Linked DNA regions of Mus musculus: region 2 is linked to region 1. A link is a loop called in an ENCODE intact Hi-C map of the cell type or tissue named here. Cell type or tissue: gastrocnemius. All regions are shown on one strand. Each heading gives the region's core, and the rest is flanking DNA. Links, peaks and the distances in the headings are about the cores only.

What was found. Peaks named below come from ENCODE experiments on the same cell type or tissue, not always from the same donor. Only the 100,000 strongest peaks of a DNase experiment are listed, where the experiment ranks them.
Region 2: a loop joins it to region 1, with 2.4 times the contacts of the local background. A loop is called at or near these places in 3 of 42 quality-filtered maps.

The regions. Positions count from the first base shown.
Region 1 is chr14:76,008,180-76,013,550 of GRCm38, reverse strand. It overlaps Gtf2f2 (general transcription factor IIF, polypeptide 2), which reads left to right and starts at 2,686. Exons shown (of 8, transcript NM_026816.3): 1 at 2,686-2,871. The coding sequence starts at 2,806. It overlaps Gm36429 (a long non-coding RNA gene), which reads right to left and starts at 2,805. Exons shown (of 2, transcript XR_383601.2): 1 at 2,468-2,805; 2 at 1,439-1,641. In gastrocnemius, for the core only: no CTCF peak of the experiment used is centred there; a DNase peak (open chromatin) is centred at 2,616; H3K4me3 peaks cover 2,178 bases; H3K27ac peaks cover 1,107 bases.
Region 2 is chr14:75,873,109-75,878,479 of GRCm38, reverse strand. No RefSeq gene overlaps it. Among named protein-coding and RNA genes, the nearest start is that of Gm52138, 15 kb to the left of the region's middle. In gastrocnemius, for the core only: a CTCF peak has its summit at 1,983 (motif pointing left); a DNase peak (open chromatin) is centred at 1,969.

The DNA.
Region 1 (5,371 bases), core at 306-5,305:
CTTACTGCCTCCATCTGCTAGCCTAGGTCTAGGGAGCCTCTGGCCTCCATACAATCTTACCTGGGCCTAGAGTGTTTTCAGCCTTTGAGACTTGCTGCTGGGTGAGATCACCCTTTCTAGTTTTTTTCTGAGCCCTGACTGGCTGGTTCAACTCCGATGTTCTGGCTCAAAACTACTCTCCCAGCTGACTGATTCAATCTGGCTTTTCTCTTGGCCTCTAATTGATCTGTTTTGCTTCAAAATATCTCTAGAAATCTTTTCTAATCTTCTGGCTCCTTCTCATTCTCTTGCTTGTTGTGTCTTTACCTGTGTCCAGCCTGTTCTCTCTTCAATCTGTCTCTGTAAAAACTCTCCTGGTAACACTGCCTCCTTCTCCCTCTCTCTGCTCCACTCTCCCTCCCGACTCTACTTACTGCTCTCACGAGCTCCACTGTATCCTGTACTGTACTCTCTTCTTCCTGAGCTGCCTGTCTCTCCCTGAAGTAGCTTCCCTCTCCTCTCTCTCCCTGTGAGAGTTGGCTATATCCTATTCTGTCAGACCATTCTCTGACTCATCACCTTGTCTGCCACCCATTTAGACATCACTTCCAAGCATGGCTACTTCCTCCACCAAATTAACTTTACCTTCATTGTTTGAGATTAAAGGTGAATCTAAGGGTTTGCCTGTATTCCAGCCAGAGGGATTACAGGTGCATACTAAGGGCTGAGCCACACCACAACTAGAAACAGGTTCAAATATCCTGTAACAGTGGTCTATGAGGAGATATCTTATCTAAACCATTATATCTCTGAGCCATTATAGCCATGAGCTTTGTTAAGTTGGACGGTTTACCTGTGTATGTTCAATGTAAATACTTTATCTTTAAAGCCATTCCTGGGGTGTGCCAGGCTCCTTTGTGTTCTTCTCACATATACTTGAACCAAGACTAAAGCACTTCTCATAGGCTCACCTTTTAACACTTTAGGCCTGTTTCCAAGCTGTTATAAGAGAATGCAACTTTTCTTTCCAATGAGTGCCTGGTCTTTTCCATCACATTAGTTTTGCCAGCAGATCTCAGAGACCTGACAGTTTTCCCAGCCCTTATGCTGCACAGATATAGACTCTCTGCAGTTTTGTGCATAGCTCTGGTGTGTGATTCAATAAATTACTTGCCATTCTTCCAATACCTTACTGCTTGTTTCTCTTCAGCAAATGTTCATTCAACCAAAGCCTACTGACATCCCACAGTATGTCAAACACTGTGCTGGGTGCTGTGCATATAAAATGAATAAAACACTATTTTGTATTTGTCCATTCTGCTTCAGCAAATCTGGGGCAAAAACAGTACTTTTGTCTAGGAGTTCAGTCAGTAGTGTAGAAAACAAAGATAAACACGCCTCTCATGGTACAGCGTTAAGCATCACACACTATCATATGGGGAAACAGAACTTTATCTAGGGGGACTCTCTTTTCTGTGTGGTCTTTATTTCATTTCCACTTGTCTGTGTTTATAAGTAGAAGTTTGCCAAAGGACAGGGCCAGTGTAAAGATCAGGGAAAGCAGGGCATCTAAGGCACAGGAATTGGTTTGAAAGAGGCTCTGAAATGGTAAGAGGAAGGTCCTGGAGTCTTCAAGCAGGTGGATGGGCTTGGTGTGGAATCCTGTGTGGAACAGAGAGTATAGGAAGGATCAAACCCAAAGGACTCAGTTGAAGCACAGGGTAGAATTTCATTCCAAAGGCAAGTGGGGGAGGAAATTACCAAATGAAGACTCAGGAGCTAGAAGCTGCGGTGAAAGCCTGCTAACTCTGAGAGGCAGAAAAAGTACTCAGCTGACCTTCCCACTCCACCGACTTCTCAGAAGGAAAAGCCCCTTCTCCTTCATGCACTCTTAAATACCCTTCACCTCAAACTCTCTCCTTTCTCTTGCTCATGTTCACTCTCTTGTCAGCTGGCTACTTGCTCTGCCGCCTGATCTAGGGTTGACTTTATTTAGCTCTTGGATTAATGTGCGCGCTAGGTAGGGGTGAGCCAGGCTACCTATACTTGTTTACAGTAAACAGAAAGTTCTAGGATCAAAGGCTGAGCCACAGTTATTAACAGATTCTTCCAGTTCACAATCTCAGGGCTCATAATGTGATCCAATATCCTGCAACCGGAAACTGTTTAAGCAGGGCAGTTGGATAATCAGATCTGTTTCTTACATGGTGGGTCTTACCAACTCAATTAGATGGCATTCAGGTTTCGGCGTCTGAAAGAGTGTATGCTGCTTGCACGGTGTGAATTGATTTTTATGCCTCGAAAAGGCATGTGTCCAGCATACTCACTTGTACTCTAGTGCCCACTTGTGCCAATGTTAATTGGGCCAAGAAAGTGACTTTTTTTACCCCCAAGTCTGTCCTTAAAATGCCTAGCTTCTTTATCTAGGGTTGGGTATAAATACACACAGCTTTTGTCTGTCTAAACCTTAATCTTTCCACTTTGTCACCTTTGCTGTAAACGCACGGTTCAGGATTAGGCTCTTCCTTTCCCAGCACTCGAATCCCAAGATTGCACGTTGCCGGGAGTCACGCCCATCTAGGAAATTGCCGGAGCAGGAAGTTTGTCCCTCTCGGCGCGCTGTCCTGACGTAGTCGTGCGCAGGCGCAGTTCTTCATTCGGCGGCGTGTTCTTCTCATCTAAGTTCCTGGTTCCCGGGCTGTGTGCGACGCCGGCTTTTCGCGGTCTACTTACTCCCTTGGCCGGCTCTGGACTGTCGCTCTCTGCCTTTCAGCGCCGGGACCACTGCTTGTGCGCGCACTGCACGCCTCCTCACGCGACAAGCTCATGGCGGAGCGCGGGGAACTCGATCTGACGGGCGCCAAACAGAACACCGGCGTGTGGCTGGTCAAGGTGAGTGAGACGCGAGCCCCGCGGGGCGCTTCCGAAAGTTCTGGGTCCGTCTTGCTCGGGCCACCGCTGTTCTGAGAAGCGGGTCGCTGTTGCGTCCGTTTGCAGGTTGGAGAAGTTACTTTAGGGGACACAGGGCGTCTTTCAGGCCGTCTCTCAATTTCATCCGCCCACCATGGAACTAACTCTCTTTACCGCCAAGACCTGGCCTTCCTGGAGTCCTGACCCGGTGGTCCCCGAGTGGGCAGTACATTTACCCCAGGTCGGAAAAGTCCTTGCGGTTTTCTTTTTGGTAAGGTTAACTTTAGTTATGAACGTGTATAAATTACTTGAATAGATATTCCGTACAGTTTTCTGGACCACAAAGTGGAGCTGGTCCCTGTGTACTCTGTTGTTTTGAAACAATCTCTCTGTGTAGACTTGGCTAGCCTGGAACTCGCCATGTAGACTCCTGTCGCTTTACACGGCTAGTGTTGCCTGGGTTGGTAATTCAATTGGAGCCTTCGAAAGACCTAGAAGTTCTGAATTCAAAGAGAAGTTGTTGACTTCGTGTTTTTAAAGAGCGAGTTTAGGATTCATGAAACCAACCAGCAGTAAATGTTTTAAGTGGTCATGCGGCAGACCTCGTTTGCCCCAGTGGTCGCCATCTATTCGGGTCACTTTTTTTTATATGGGGTGGGAGGCTCTGTGGGGAATCTCATTCTGAAAAACCATATTTAAATGGGATCATGAAAGTTTCCCAAACTTGTTTTTTAAATGGTTTATCTTTGTAATGAGTGTTTTAAGTCCATGGCTGAGTTCTCATCAAGACAAAGTGTTTCTTCCTGTCCTTTTCTCTGAAACAGCTCTCGTCGTTTGCCAGCACAGCAGACTATGTTAAGTTCTTCAAACCCCTGAACAGTTTCTAGTGCTCCTTTGTACCTGTCTGTATCTATTGTTGATGCCCCTACCCCCAAGTCACTTTCTTTGCACTTTGATTAGTGTTTGGCACATATTACTTTTCCAATATGTGATGAATATAAGAAATTGAAAAGGCACACGCCTTTAATTCCAGCACTCGGGAGGGAGAGGCAGGTGAGTGAGTTCCAGGACAGCCAGAGCTATACAGAGAAACCCTGTCTCGAAAAACCAAAAAGAAAAAGAAAAGGCTGTATGTCAAAGAGACACAAACTAAAGTGGGTAGGAGTTAGTCCTGTCAGTTTCATCGGCGGGCGATTAATGAAACACACCTCTGGGTGTTTCTGGTGCTGTTTCTGGAGGCAAAGTAGGTCACAGGGCTATGATCTAATTAAGGGATTAGTTACTCTGTTGGTGGATTTATAATGTGACTTCTCTGGGAGGTAGTGAAAGGTAGTGGGGCGGGGCCTAGTTGGAAGAAGTAGATTCTGGCTGTATGTTCTTAGGGCTGCCCTGGCCCTCTCTGTATCTCCTCTATATCATGGCCACTGTGGAGTGAGCTGCAGCACTTTTCCTTGTTTTTCCCACCATGACAGATAGAAACTGAGATACCCAGTGCAAAATAAATCTTAAATTGTTTCTGTCAGATATTTGGTCACAGTGACTAAGTCTGACTAAAACAGAGAATACAGCAAAGGGTTATAAGTAACAGGAAAAACGAAAACCTATTCTCTCCTTTCCTTTCCCTTCCCTTCTCTCCCTCTCTCTTCATCTCTCCCTCTCTCTCTCTACCTTTCTTAGTTCAGGCTGGCCTGGAAGTCTCTGTGTAGCCCAGGCTGGCCATAAACTCATGGTAATTCTCCCACCTAGGTGTGTGTTAGAGCACCTGTGCTTGAGTATTTATGTTAGATAAATACACAGATATATATCTTAGATAAAGGAGAGCTACCAAATAGACAGGACTGTGGTGTGCACACCTTTAATCTTAGTACTTGAGAAGTTAGCCTGGTCTACATTGAGTCAGGGGAATGTTGTAAGACCCAGAAACCAGAAGAGGGCATTGGATCCTCTGGTATTACAGGTATGGCTGGTTATGAGCTGCCATGTGGGTACTGGGAATTGAACCCAGGTCCTCTGGAAGAACAGTCAGTGCTTTAAAGCTGAACCATCTTTCCAGCCCTTATCAGACTTAAATAGCAAAACCATTAAAAAGTCCATATGGTATTTTGAGATACATTGTCCACAGTCTCACCTAGCTTTATTTCTGAGTTGTATCACTAGCCTTAGATTCGGTTTTCATATCTGTAGACAAGGGAGAGTACTTTGAAGAGTGATTGAGGGGATGAGTGGGTGGAGGGGATAGAAAGTCTACAAGGAGTCTGACAGAATTGTCTCCTCAACCTTCCTCTTTTCCAGCCTCAGGCCTATCACCTGACACACTTTGGTAGTCTACTAAGTTAATATCATGAACATACAATCAGCCTTTTTTACTCCTTTTTTAAAAAAACTTTAACTGTAATCAAAGTACTGTACCCCCCCCATAATCTTGCTAGACTTCCTTGTCTCCCCTTTGCAGCCCCAACACCTATGTCTCAGTCTGAATTCA
Region 2 (5,371 bases), core at 81-5,080, 130 kb after region 1:
GTACACAATATACATGCAGGCAAAACACATGCACATAAAATAAATTTTGATTTAAAAATTGCGGGGGGGGGGGGGCGGGGGGCGGCTGGAGAGATGGCTCAGCGGTTAAGAGCACTGACTGCTATCCCAAAGGTACTGAATTCAAATCCCAGCTACCACATGGTGGCTCACAACCATCCATAATGAGATCTGATGCCTTCTTCTGGGGTGTCTGAAGACAGCTACAGTGTACTTACATATAATAAATAATTTTTTTTTAAAAAGGGCATGCTCCCAACACAAATCTCTCCAAGAAATTGCTTCCTGAGCTGCTCTTCCAGAGGTCCTGAGTTCAATTCCCAGCAACCACATGGTGGCTCACAACCATCTGTAACAGGATCTGATGCCCTCTTCTGATGTGTCTGAAGACAGCTACAGCCTGGCAGTGGTGGCGCACGCCTTTAATCCCAGCACTTGGGAGGCAGAGGCAGGCAGATTTCTGAGTTTGAGGCCAGCCTGGTCTTCAGAGTGAGTTCCAGGACAGCCAGGGCTACACAGAGAAACCCTGTCTCAAAACAAACAAACAAACAAAAAAAGACAACTACAGTGTACTCATATAAATAAAATAAATAAATCTTTAAAAAAGAGAGAGAGAGAGAAAGAAAGAAAAAGAAAGAGAGGGAGAGAGAAGTCTCCTAGTCCACAGAAGGAGACTTTGTGCTCATAGGAACTAAATCTCTGGGATGCTGGTTTGTTTGTTTGTTGTTTTTTTTTTTCCTCTTTCTGTTTGTTTTATTTGGGAATTCACTGTGTAGCCCAGGCTTACCTCAATCTCAGCAATCCTGCTTCCGCTTGGGGAATTGCTGGAGCTATCCCAGAAGTGGCTGTGCTAGCCCAGTCAGTAACATGATTACAGATGATACCTCACTGAAAGCTAAAAGGGAGATCCAAGCTGACACCACCCTAGGTCCTGACCTACAAAACTCACAGATGGTGTTTGTTGTTTCCTAGACTACCGTTGAGGGTTATTTTGTAACAGTAATATATAATTAATACAGTGAGTCATGCTAGACGAGAGGCAAGCAATTAGCATATATTTCAAAATAAAAGCTACCTACTTTGAATTCTTTTTACTTTCTTACTCACATGGGGTGTGTGTGTGTGTGTGTGTGTGTGTGTGTGTGTGGTGTGTGTGTGTGTGGTGTGTGTGTGTGTGTAGTGTGTTCACTGGGGATGCAGGTACCATGGTATATGTATGTAGGTCAGACAATTTATAACTTTCAGAATCAGTTTTCTCTCTGTGAGTTCAGGATGAACTAAGTTGTAAAGCTTGGTGGCAAGTACCTTTGCCTCTCTCTCTCTCTCTCTCTTTCTCTCTCTCTCTCTCCCTCTCTCTTCCTTTCTTGTGTGCACAGGCCCATGTGACATGGCATAGGTGTGGAGGTCAGAAGACAGCCCTCTGGAGTCACTACTTCTCTCCTGTCACCTCCTGTCACCAGGGATGGAACTCAGGCAGTCAGTTCTCTGGGCCGGCCTCTATCCACTGGCCCCTTCTCTGCCTCTAGTCAGATTTTTTTTTTTTTTTCTTTGCAACACATGCTTACTTGGGGTATATTTCGCTCACTGCTCTCCTCTGTGGATACACACCCCCACACTCGGGGTTGCTCGCGTCATTCATGGTTGCATGGTTTGTAGCTGGTCGTTGCTTAAGGACCCCAGGAGCAGGACAAATTGAGAGGGTGGGCTGAGCACTTAGTTATCCACTAAGCAACAGCAAACTAGACCTAAAAACAAAGTCAAGAATTTGAAATCCAACCATGAGCGCCTCTCCATCGTCCAGTTCCAGCGAGCCTCAGCTTCTCCGCCCCGCCCCGCCCTGCTCCCCTTCCCCTGTCTCAGGGTCCTTTTCAGCCTCCAGCCCTGAAATCTTCCCGTCCAAGCCTCTTTGTGCTTCAATTTACCTTGGATTCTTCAGGTAGCAAGCGAGCTCCCTCTGCTGGCCGTCTAATGAAACACATCATCCAAACTGACAGGGCCCGCCCTTTGAAACAGAGGATGCTCATACAGAGTTGAGTGCTGGGATTAAAGGCGTGCGCCACCACGCCCGGCGAAATGTTTTTTCTTACACACAGAGTACATGCAGCAGCTAGAAGTATGGTATCCAAAAAGGGAAAAACAGCCACTTACTGTACTGTTTTGCTCAGTTACAGACATTTTGTCATTCCTTGCCACGTTTATCTAGATACAGATAGAGTGCAAACCACCGGTTATTATTAGTTGTTCTGATTTTAATAAGCTGCCTTATTGCCCAGTTTAATTCTCCTAGAAAGCCTCGGAGAAGGGATTGTGAAGTTTGTTAGATTTTGCGTGAGAGCTGGAATACCAGAGTTGACTCATCTCTTACTTTTCTATGTTTGTTCTTGTCAGAACCCCTGGGACGTGGTTTCAGGTAGTAAGTCTCAATTTGTTCACCCTCTCGTCTAGAACCCCCCACAATTGTATCGTGGCTGCCTTCCTCCTTCCTTTGGGGAAAGAAAGAGCAGCAGTGAGACAGCCACAGGAGGCACTATGGGGTAATAGCAGATGTGTGTACAAGGGGTTTTAGACAAAGAGTTCTGGGTGGCGCCTATATGGTTAGGGCGCTGAGTTCTTAAGTCTCTACAAAGAATAAATTCAAGAGAAACCCATACTAACCACTTTGACTATTTTGAATACCTATATAAATAAATTAGCAACAGACTTAGACCAAACATAAAGGTCCCAACAGATCCACTTTCCTTCCCAGGGGAATGTTTGGTATCTTTCTGCTTATAGAAGCGAGACAGCCTTCCCCTCCACTTAGCCACCACGCATTTCAGCGATGAGATGCAGCCGAAGCCATTTGCCTCCTACCACCTGCCTTCGATTGTAAGTTTTCACCTGGATGGCTTTTAGCAACATCGAGTAACAGCATTGAGTTCCATTGCTAAGCAATGGGCCAGGCCTGGGCTCCCCCAGCCACAGTGGGTCGGGCTCCCGATTCACAAAGGAACTTCACTGTACCAAGAAGAGGCTCTTTCGATTTCCCTTGGCCTCTTTCCTTCTTTCCCCCAGCCCCTCCCAATGTGGACACGCTGACATTTTCATCCATCTCAGAACCACTTGGCTCAGCAGGCGCCCTCTTCCAAGCAACTCTCCATCACTCAACTCGAGAGAGGCCAGAAGGCGGCCTTTAAGCCCTGAGTGCTGCGAACCACAAATAGTCTTTTAGGATCCATTTCTCTCTCCTCCAGGCCAAAGCCAGCTTGTTTATGAAATAGCTGCCACCGCAGTGGCCCACTCTCTGTCATCAGGCAGTACCGCTTCTTGCCGTCCCCGGAAAAACGCTAGTAGAGGAGGAGGAGATGGATAATGTCAAGCCGATGAGTTGCCTCCCCACCCACCCAGGCTCATGGGGAAAGCTAGAAGGATGGAGGAGGCTCCCGGGTCTGACAGCGTTCTTTTTGAGTTTGGGTTTTTGAAATGTAGCTCAGTCTCCAGGACCAGGGAGGGCACCGGGGGCACCTGGCTGCGGACCTGCCCCTCCACTCTCCACAGCCTGGCAGAATTTCTAAAGACCAGAGACTTAAAGCCGGGGGGCGGGGGCAGGGAACCGGGCCCCCACACAATAACCTCTTTTCCCTACTAGCCCTCTGGGCCTGAGCTCAATAGTGATCTGAGCTTTCTCTAGAGTGACCATGCCACAAGTCACTTCCTAGCCCATGGGTGTTCAGCATGTTTCCCAGCAGCTGTGACACAGGACCCCAAAAGGCAGACTGGAGACGTCCTTAGAATTGCCCTAGCCTGGTCCATTCCAATTAACAAGTTGCTGTGATGAACACCGTAAACAAAAGAAAGCATCTTGTGTGTTGGGGGTGGGGGGTGGGGTATGTCATCTTACAGCCCTTGGATGGCGCCATCACTGAAGGAACGTAGAGCAGGCACTGATGCAGATATCGTGGAGGCGTGCTACTTTCTGGCTTGCTCAGGACTCAGGACCAGTGGGACGACCCTCCCACATCAACCATTAATCAAGAAGATGCCCCTACAGACTTGCCTACAGGCCAATCCAAGGGAGGCTTTTTCTCAATGAAGGTTCCCTCTTCCTAGATGACTCTAGTTTGTGTCACAATGACAAATGGCTAACCAGCACAGGAGATCAGTGGTGAACCTTTTTTTTTTGGGGGGGGGGAGGGCTGGTTTAATTGGAGAGTTAAGTCCTGAGTGGGTGGCCTTGAAGGTAGCCTAACTCCACCTCTTCCTCCCTTTGCTGCCAGGCCACCGTGAACGGGCATCTTGTTAGGCCATGTGCACTTGCCCTGATGTGTTGTCTCACTACAGGCCCAGAACAGTAGGCAGCCAAACTGAGAACCTGCTCCTCCTTCTATCTCTGTGCCTCGATCCTTCCGTGTGGAAGAGGAATTTTCACTCTGTGGAAATCTACGTTAGAAATACATTCAGCTGGGTTTCTATGAGTTCAGGGCCATCCTGGTCTACAGAGCAAGTTCCAGGACAGCCAAGGCTACGTAGAGAAACCCTGTCTTGAAGAAATCAAAAAGAAAAAAAAAAGAAAGAAAAGAAAAAAGCAATGTGTACTTTTTAAACACTGGGCGCACAGCCAGGATCTGCGAGGAAACCATGAACTTGGGTTTTTGAGCAATCGCCAGCTGCTGAGATGATGTGGAACCTTCCAGATGGACTGGCCGCAGGTTGCATTGTGAAATAGGAATGAGCTTCTTGCAGGGCAGGTGTGATGTTATGGTTTAAGTAGATGTTTGGCTGTCACACTTGACTTGAGGGGCAGACAACGGTGCTTAATCTTGATTGTCGACTCCATCGGGCTGAGAGATGCCTCCAAGTGCGGTGAAGTGTACGTCCGTCCGTCTGCTGGGTTTCCGGGAAGGATCAACTGAAAGAAGGTGGGGAGCGACACCCTCAGAGTGGGATGCACTGTGCCCACATACCCCAACCCGAGAATCCCAGCACTTGGGAGGCAGAGGCAAGTGGATTTCTGAGTTCGAGGCCAGCCTGGTCTACAGAGTGAGTTCCAGGACAGCCAGGGCTACACAGAGAAACCCTGTCTCAAAAAACCAAAAAAAAAAAAAAAAAGAGTGAGAAACCCAACAGCAGGCACAGGCTCCTGTCGCCTCACTCTTGGCTATGCCGAAGCCTCCTACCACAAAGGACTAAAACCTTGAGCCAGAACACAGCTTCCTTCCCTTAACCTGTTTTGCTCAAGTATTTTTTCACAGCAACAAAAGGCTACCTAACACTAAGTTCAAGACTGTATGATTTGGAATGAGAAAATAAATCACACACAAATACACACACACAAAAAGGTCAAGGTTTTAAAATCCTAATTGTGCTGCTGGTT